Linked DNA regions of Homo sapiens: all the other regions are linked to region 2. Evidence: chromatin contacts called from ENCODE Hi-C data. All regions are on one chromosome and are shown on one strand. Each heading gives the region's core, a stretch centred on a gene start or an enhancer-like site at or near the end of the contact. The rest is flanking DNA. Distances are from core to core; before and after follow the strand shown.

Region 1 (2,700 bases), core at 104-2,603, 860 kb before region 2:
ATCAAAATGTTGCTTCTGTTGCTTCTGTTCCTTTTCTTGTCTAATTAAAACATGAAATGTTGCCTATTGCCTGTTATCAGTTTATGCATATTACGGGTTAAATAGAAAAATTAATATTAATTGATGGTGTCGCTTCACTGTAACATTTATTTTACTAAGTCAGAGGAATAGTGACAATTAAAACAGGGCATAGCTTCAATTATACCATATACGCTAATCTGAGGGGAAAAGCCAAAGGCTTAGTTGGTGCTCTTATAAATTCCAAAATTTAAGCCACCTTTCAGAAATTAAATTATACACCAAATTATGTTCTAAGAGTATAAAAGCCTTTTGAAATGTAAAAAGGATAAAAAGTCATAAAATAAAAAAAGAGAATTTCCAATTATAAACTTTTTTCATAAAACCTCCATTGTTTTTAATTCTTTACTAATTTGATTTGGAAATTTTTAAACAAATTTAAGTGGTTGGAATTGTCTTTTTAAATTTAAATTTCATAGGAAAGAGAACCAAAATGTGCGTTCTCTGACCAGATTGTGTGTGGCCTATTTATTCGAAATGTTTGATTCCATATGAGTTTCTTCTTTTTATTTATTACTTCCATAATGTATTCTCTGTAATATGTTAGCAATTCAAGGGCAACCAATTTGAAATCCGCACCCTGAAAAACCATAATACCCCAGGTCTTCCACCTGCAATGTTTTCTACGTGGACCAGGGAAAGCAGACTAAGTACAAACTTCTGTGTAGAGCATGAACCAAGTATGAGTTCAAGCAGGTAGTCCGCTAAGGTCAGGGTTAAAGTTCATAGAATAATTTGGAAATTATTCTCAGCGTGAATATCCCTTATGAGGCCTGAGAATACACCCTTTAATTAGAATACAATTTCCAAAGCAGCCACTCCCTGACTTTCCAGAGCTCAGTTATTCTCAGCAAAGAAAAGTAAAAACAGCCTCATTACACTGACAGCTAACAGTCCCCTATAAATTATGCCTTGAGTGTCCGGCAAAGAAGGCAGCAGCCATCCGGCACAACGGAGACACGAGCTGCCAAGCCCTCACTAACCACTTTCAAGAATAAAGAAAAAGAAGTCACATTCGACCGCGTCTGTCTCCTTCACTTCTTGCGTATGCAGCTGAGCTGCCCCATGGAAGTTTGGAAAAAGAGTGGGTTGTGCATTTGAAAATGTTCCCACACCCCAGCCAGCCTCATTTTTCTGATGATCCCTCTATTCAGCCAAACTCGCGCTACAGTGGGAACACTAACATCAATTCCGTGAGAGCCAGCTGTCCGCTTCTTCCACGGTGCTCAGAGAGCCACACAGGACTCCTGGAATCGGAGCCAGCTCGGGCCTGACTCAACACAGATGTTCCCCTCCTCCCATGAAGCTCTGAGCCAGAGTCTCCTTTTCCAGGGCCTATTGTTATTACAAAAGAGTTTCTGGGCCCCCAAAATGTGCGAGATGCTTAAGCAAGAGGAAAATACACATCTTCCTAACTTCAGAGTTAAGACAGACAGACTAAATTACACAGAGATGGCCAATGACTCTGTGGGGAAGGCCAAAGAAGGAAAGTCAGGCAGCTCTGAGAGTTTAATATCAAAGGAGTTGGAATAGCAGAAGCTACCACAATACAAAACTTTCAAATGCTATCCAGAATTGAGTCAGTTTTAAAGATGATATAAAATGTTCCACTTCTGCAAAATCCAGATATCAAATTTTTTCTGTTGATCCAACAAAGTAGACTTTGTCTAGAAAAGTGTGACTGGGAAAATAACAAAAATGGAGTTTTTGAAATTTATAATCAAAATTCAGAGTCAGATTTCACCCACAAATATTTGGAAATATTTGCCAGCTTATGTTTCAGGCAGGAGTGGCATTGCTATCTTTGGCCAGTATCTTTTGTAAATCCATTCAAACTGTCAGTTTCCCCAGCAGCCCTTTCAGAGGGGGTGTAAATTTCTGTATCTCTTCATTCCTTCAGTGAATATTAGTAAGAAACTAGACAGTGGTTTCCTAATGTTCCAAAGTCCCATGGCACAGGGTACGTCATTATCTCAATAAAGAAACTCATGCAATTTACAATATATTAGATTGGTACCCACTTAACCAATGAAACCGTAGAGTAAATCATTTTAATTCATTCTTTTTAATGGTATGGATTCTATGACTAATATGAGCTTCACCAAATAATATAAACAAATTTAACACATTAGCATGACTCTCCATATTCTTATTTAATAGTGTTTGTCTTTTTTGTTGCTGTTGTTCTAAGAAATCTTATTCACATTTTCCTATTGTGGGCCCTAGGAAAAGAGATTAAGGAAATAAACCAATTAAATGAAGCACACACTTAAAATTGTTACCACCGAAAAAAAAGTGAGAAAACCATTTTGCTTCCCAACAGATAGAGGTAAAATTGTCTCTAGAACTTCTTCTAGTGCTCACTAACTCTGGTTGCTAGGAAGTCAGAGATAACATAGGCCAGTTATTCCACAAAATCATGTGTTTCACAATAGCAGAGTCAATATTAGATAAATGCTAATCAATATATGTTTTTCAGATAAATATTTACTTGAAATAATGTTTATATGATTCTTTGGATAAAGCTATATAAATCTTCCTCCTCACTAATTCCTGAGTCTCATTTCCTTCCTTCCTACTCCCTTCTCCAAGACCAAAGTGTATAAAAACCAAAATGGTCCT
Region 2 (2,700 bases), core at 42-2,541:
TCATTATCATTAGAAAACGCCAGCCCCAAATGGCCCTACCTCGCCCTTTTGAAAGGTGGGGATAATTTTATGTTAAGTAATCTGCGTTTATGCTTCACTAGGAAACCTCAATAAAAACGGATTCTGAATAAACTTGAAACTATTTTGGAAAAAAGAAGAGTAAACGACGTGGAAATCCTTGGAAAACTGGGGATGTACCTTTCCAGGGGGGTTATAAATGAAGGGAATAGAACAATCAAAAGGTGGACAGCTTCTCACTTCTTTTTCTTCTTCTTCCCCCGCGTACATCGACCCCACTGACTTCCCTTTTCTCTCCAGGTGTACCGAGTAAGTGAGCGGGAAAGGTTTATTGTAAAAGAGCTAGGGCCACTTGGAAGATCAAGTTCCCAACGAGGAGAAGGAGGGTTAGGGTCTCAAGACTTGGAGAGGAACGAGTTTAGTTAGCCTTTCACTTTTCTGTACACAAAGAAACGTTTTGGTGAAATTCGCAGCCTCTAACGTTCCTTTCTGGAGAGTACAGATAGCCAAGAGGTGCGAAAGGACATCTCAGTCGGAGGAGTATATATTTATAGAGTGGACGCGTACCCTTCCGGGGCCTTTTTCTCAGTGAAACTGAGCCCGCAGCTCCCAAGTGCCCCCGCTCAACTTCGCCCCCATTATCTCCTCCTCGCCTGCTGCCATGCCCCGGGCCACCAACCCATCCCGCAGGGAAGCTGTCCAGGGAGTTGGGAAAACAGGTCCTGTCAGGAGCCGCTGCCCTCGGTGGACCCCTCGGCTGCAGCCAATGGGCTGGGCCCGGGTTCGAGAGGTGAAAGTTCAGGCCCGGGGCTCGCAGCTCGCTTCGCCTCTCCGGCCGCCTCCTTTTCAGCCCCCGCCCCTGGCCACACTGCAGACACGGCCCGGCTACCAGGGGCCGCCACGGTGGCACGTAGTTTGTTGATGGGTGGTCATAAAATATATTTATTTGCAATTCCTTGAACTCGTCCACCACTCCCGCCCCAGCATGGCCCCGAACACTGCAGGCTTTGTTCGCCTCGGCTGCTGCTGGAACTGGCCGGGGTTTAGCGCTCTGTGCTAGCTGACTCCAAAAAAAGTTGAAGTATAATAATAGGAAAACCGGGTTTCCGCAGCCGAGGAAAACGCTGAAAGGGCAAACAGCGATCGAATAGTTTTCTTTTGCACAAGTCACTGGTCAGCCCACTGGATCGAGGCAGCCTTTAAACGAAACGCTGCATATTGGAAAGAGAAGGAAAGCCAAATTCTGTCCCTGTAGTCGCCGCGCAGGGTCATAGGCACGGTTCAGGTCTTCTTTGCAGCACGTGGATCGGCAAAAGTCATTTAAAGAGGTTCCAGAAGAAAGTTCAACGGCTCAACTGGGTGAATGAGGAGTTTCACCAAGTGGACATCAAAGCTTCCTCACGAAAGTTTATTTGATTTCAAGTTTATTTTACGACGAAACCACAAATCAACAAAATTCGAGACACTGCTCTAGTACGGTCCTAGTGAAAGATAAATTCGTTTGAAATGGCCTCTGTCAGCGCATCTTGCGCGAAATAAAACACCGCAGATGAGAGGAAGTATAGCCAAGATGAAGGAAAGCGACGCACGCGAATGACAAATTAGAAATGTTAGTTTACTGCTTCTCCCAGTGAACCTCTTTGATTTTCAGTTATTTTTTATAAAAATATAATTTTTCACACACTTAAGTCTGTTTTTTCCAACACTTTCAAACAACAACTACATTTTTCTCTTTCAGAGCCGTTTTATCTCTGTAATTGTGACTTGTACTTAAATTTCAACTGACTTGGAGAAATCGCTGGGAGAAAGGAAAGGGGGTGTTTTTAAATTACTATTTTTTCCTGTTATAAATAACATCTTCAAAATTGTGCTACTCACTTCAAATAGCCTGTAACTAAAGTCTTAAATGCAAGGTATTTTTCCTTTCACACAGAAAAAACAGTCACATATCAGTTTCCTGTGTTTTCACATCCACTACAGTTTTCTGAAGATGAGCAAATAAGCAGACTCCTTTTAGACGACTTTTCCCCATTCTCCTCCCTGACACATTTAGGGAAAAGAGAAAATTCTAATTTCACCGAAGTCAAATCAAGGGTAATCTATGTTACATCAGACTGAATGGAGATATTGTGAAATTGGTGGAGTTACACCACCATCTGTCGTTAAGCTTAGGGACTACAAAATTTGGGACCTATAATAAATCCTAATGAGCTCTCCCAACTTTTTTTAAAAAAGTCACAGACTATATTTTTCATTTGTGTTTTTATAGCATATACCCTGAATTTACCTGGACCCTGAAGCAATAAATATTTGTTCATAAACCCACACTTCTACCCGGGTTCTCTCATCTTCAGAAGATTAAAAAAATTCTCCACATCTGCCAGCCTTCACATAAAGCCCTTTGGAATCAGCTATGGGCCTGCAGATTTCCGCTGCCCTGCCCCTAGCTTCTCCTAGGCTGCTGGCAGGAACCATGGAGACTCAACAACAGGGGCTACCCATATCCTCCAGTGAACAATACACTTAATTCTCTCTCTAATGTAGCCTAGTTCATTGTTAGTAGGTATATATCTAATCTTGAAAAAACGTAACCACAGCATATCACTGCTAAGAGGTTGGCTCTGAGTGTCCTAAAACTTTGATTGAAAGGCAGTTAATACTAGGTTCCAGTTTTAGTTGATC
Region 3 (2,700 bases), core at 68-2,567, 1.0 Mb before region 2:
AACTGAGATGAGTTTAACAGTATGGAGAGGAAGAAGTAACTTTACAATTTCTAAGAATATTTTTAATACTGCATGTTCCACCCCAATTTGGAGAAATTTGGACTAAGAGTAAATAGGCAGACTCAACCACAGTCTCTAAAGTGAAATTCAGAGGAAAATATTAAAATGTTCTAGATAGAAGAGAAGTAGATAAAAGAGAATTTGATCGTATTCTATATGAGCATTGAAAACAACTAACAGAGTTACTGATGTAAAGCATGCAAAAAAAAACCTAGAAATAAATGGCATGGCAACTATAAAAACATTCTATATGGAAAAAATAATAGAAAGAAATAAGCAGATAAGAAATCTATTCTGGAAGGAAACAATCTAAAATGAGAGGATAACTCACCATGAAGACTTTATTCTCCCTTCTATAGGAGATTATAAGAACATAATTTTATAAAAGAAGGACATTAAGAAAATGATAAATGGGAGCTAAATTCCAGAATGAAGGAAGCAACTTAAGGAGCAAAAGCCACTATCACAGAATTAATAAATAAGTTAGACAAAGTTATGTCCAACAAGAAAAAAATAGACACAATAAAATATCAAACCACTAAGAAAAAGAGTATAATTATGGTGACTCTACACAGGAAAAAATATTTAGATAACTGTGATTCAAAGACAATAATAGGTAGAAACAGCAGAAAAAAAAAATGTAAATCCGGCAAAATAAAAATTCGTTGTCCCTAAAATAGGTAGGTCAACTAAGGTGACAGAAAAAGGCTTCCAAGAATAATCAAGCAAAATAAGGAAGAATTGAATTACAGATCATCAAAAAGATTCCTTACAGTCTAGGAACATTTTCTACAGCAATCTAAACCAAGAAAGTCCAGACGAAATTTTAAACTTTGTAGGTAAAGAAATTATTCTTTAGCCAGAAAAAATTGTGTGTGTGTGTGTGTGTGTGTGTGCGTGTGCACGCACATGTATATGTGTATATAAATAATGAGAGGTGAAATGTCAGACTGGTCTTAGACTTCTACTAAATCCAATGTCAAAAGAAATCAGAAGATAGGGGAACAAATGTTAGCAACCTTCAATAGTATCTCAGTATGTTCTGTGTTGCTATAACAGAATACCACAAGCTGGGTAATTTATAAAGAAAAGAAATATTTCTTACAGTTCTGGAAGCTAAGAAGTCCAAGGTCGAGAGGCCCACATCTGGCAAGGGGCTTCTTGCTGTGTCATCCCATGGCAGAAGGCAGAAGGACAAGAAAGCATGAGAGCAAGCCAGCAAGAGAGGGTCAAACTCCCTTTAATAACAGGACACTTCCTTGACACCAACATTGATCCATTCAAGAGGGCAGAGCCCTGGTGACCTAATCACCTCTTAATGGTCCCACCTCTTAATACCATCACAATGGCAATTAAATTTCAACATAAGTTTTGAAGGGGACATGCAAACCATAGCAAGTAGGAAAGACTGTAACTAAAGATTATTATGCCCAACTGAGGTGGTCAAACAAACATAAGGGCAACAGAAAGACATTTTATAAACAAAAACAGCAACAACCAAAAAAATAGTCAGGGAATATACAAGTCATGAGCCCTTTCTGTAAAAAAGGAAAGAAATCACTTGATGTCAAAAATCCAACCAAAGATGCTTGATTGGAGATGCTGGAGTAAAAGATGAAAGGCATCTGTCAACACACAAAGACAGTGAAGCAGTAAAGAAAGCATGAATGAAAATGTATACACAGCCAAATTATCATTCAAGAATAGAGGAAACCAGAAGACATTCTCATTCATGGAGGAAATGAAACAGGCATGAACCTTCTGGAGAAAAAAAAAAATAGAGCAGGCAAAACAAACAAACAAAAAACCTACTTAATGTAACAAAAAAAAACCTACTTTGTCCCAAGGGATGACTTTTACTAAAGTGCAGAACTGAAAAACAATGGTAAAAGGACAGCAGGTTTTGAATCCACTAAAATAAAAACAAAGAGTTGAAAATGTAGAAATCAGAGAAAATTCATATCATTAACTTGGATAATGTACATATAACAACATGGCTTAAAAATTTGGAAGGAACTGATGCTCTGTAAATAGCTGTTTAGCCAATCTGACAAATGACTTTAATTTATGAAACAGGAATTTCCACATACCACCATGCCTCCAAAATATTTTCCTATGTATAAACACCAAAACTGCATAGTTCAAGATAGGTAGCTTTTAGTTCGTTGGGAAGTTGGATCAGAAGAGGAAATATGGGAACATCTTTGTGTGCTTATTTCTCATCTTTCAGCAGACCCCACTCCATACGAGAAAAAAATTGCAACATGTTTTAAAATTTTACTTTATGCTCTTGATGTTTTTCATCATATTTTTCTTAATCTCAGACAAATGATTTGGAAGTTATATCACAGGTGGTAATAAATTTGTATCTAGAGCTCAGAAATTCTGTAAGTTCCACTTCAGTTTTTAAATTCTGTTAAAGGCAATCGAAATTATAAATAATATTTTTAATTTAAAAAGCACACTATTGCTATGAAATCATTTATCTGTCTATTCTTCTGCATACAAATATGCATTATTTTGAGTGATGAGTCAGTGTTTTTTTTTGGTTGGTTGGTTGTTATTTGAGATGGAGTCTTGCTCTGTTGCCCAGGCTGGAGTGTAATGGCTCCATCTTGGCTCACTGCAACCTCCGCCTCC

The links. Hi-C counts contacts between places; a loop is a spot of excess contacts on that map. Pooled maps may share reads with other maps.
Region 1: a map of esophagus muscularis mucosa shows a loop between it and region 2 (4-fold over the local background). The contact joins two enhancer-like sites. A Hi-C loop is called at or near these places in 1 of 168 maps with a recorded cell type or tissue (esophagus muscularis mucosa), 2 of 37 single-sample maps with no recorded cell type and 8 of 50 pooled maps.
Region 3: a map of PC-9 shows a loop between it and region 2 (3-fold over the local background). The contact joins the promoter of LINC01393 here to the enhancer-like site in region 2. A Hi-C loop is called at or near these places in 1 of 168 maps with a recorded cell type or tissue (PC-9) and 5 of 50 pooled maps.

What each region holds. Positions count from the first base shown.
Region 1 is chr7:114,943,489-114,946,188 of GRCh38, reverse strand. All of the region lies in intron 3 of MDFIC (MyoD family inhibitor domain containing), which reads right to left. Among named protein-coding and RNA genes, the nearest start is that of MDFIC, 23 kb to the right of the region's middle. Within about 2 kb of position 1,353, at least 17 of the 41 ENCODE cell types and tissues checked have a DNase peak (open chromatin) inside an H3K27ac peak, as active enhancers do.
Region 2 is chr7:114,081,567-114,084,266 of GRCh38, reverse strand. No RefSeq gene overlaps it. Among named protein-coding and RNA genes, the nearest start is that of PPP1R3A, 160 kb to the right of the region's middle. Within about 2 kb of position 1,291, at least 3 of the 41 ENCODE cell types and tissues checked have a DNase peak (open chromatin) inside an H3K27ac peak, as active enhancers do.
Region 3 is chr7:115,077,575-115,080,274 of GRCh38, reverse strand. It overlaps LINC01393 (long intergenic non-protein coding RNA 1393), which reads right to left and starts at 1,317. Exons shown (of 4, transcript NR_120521.1): 1 at 1,166-1,317.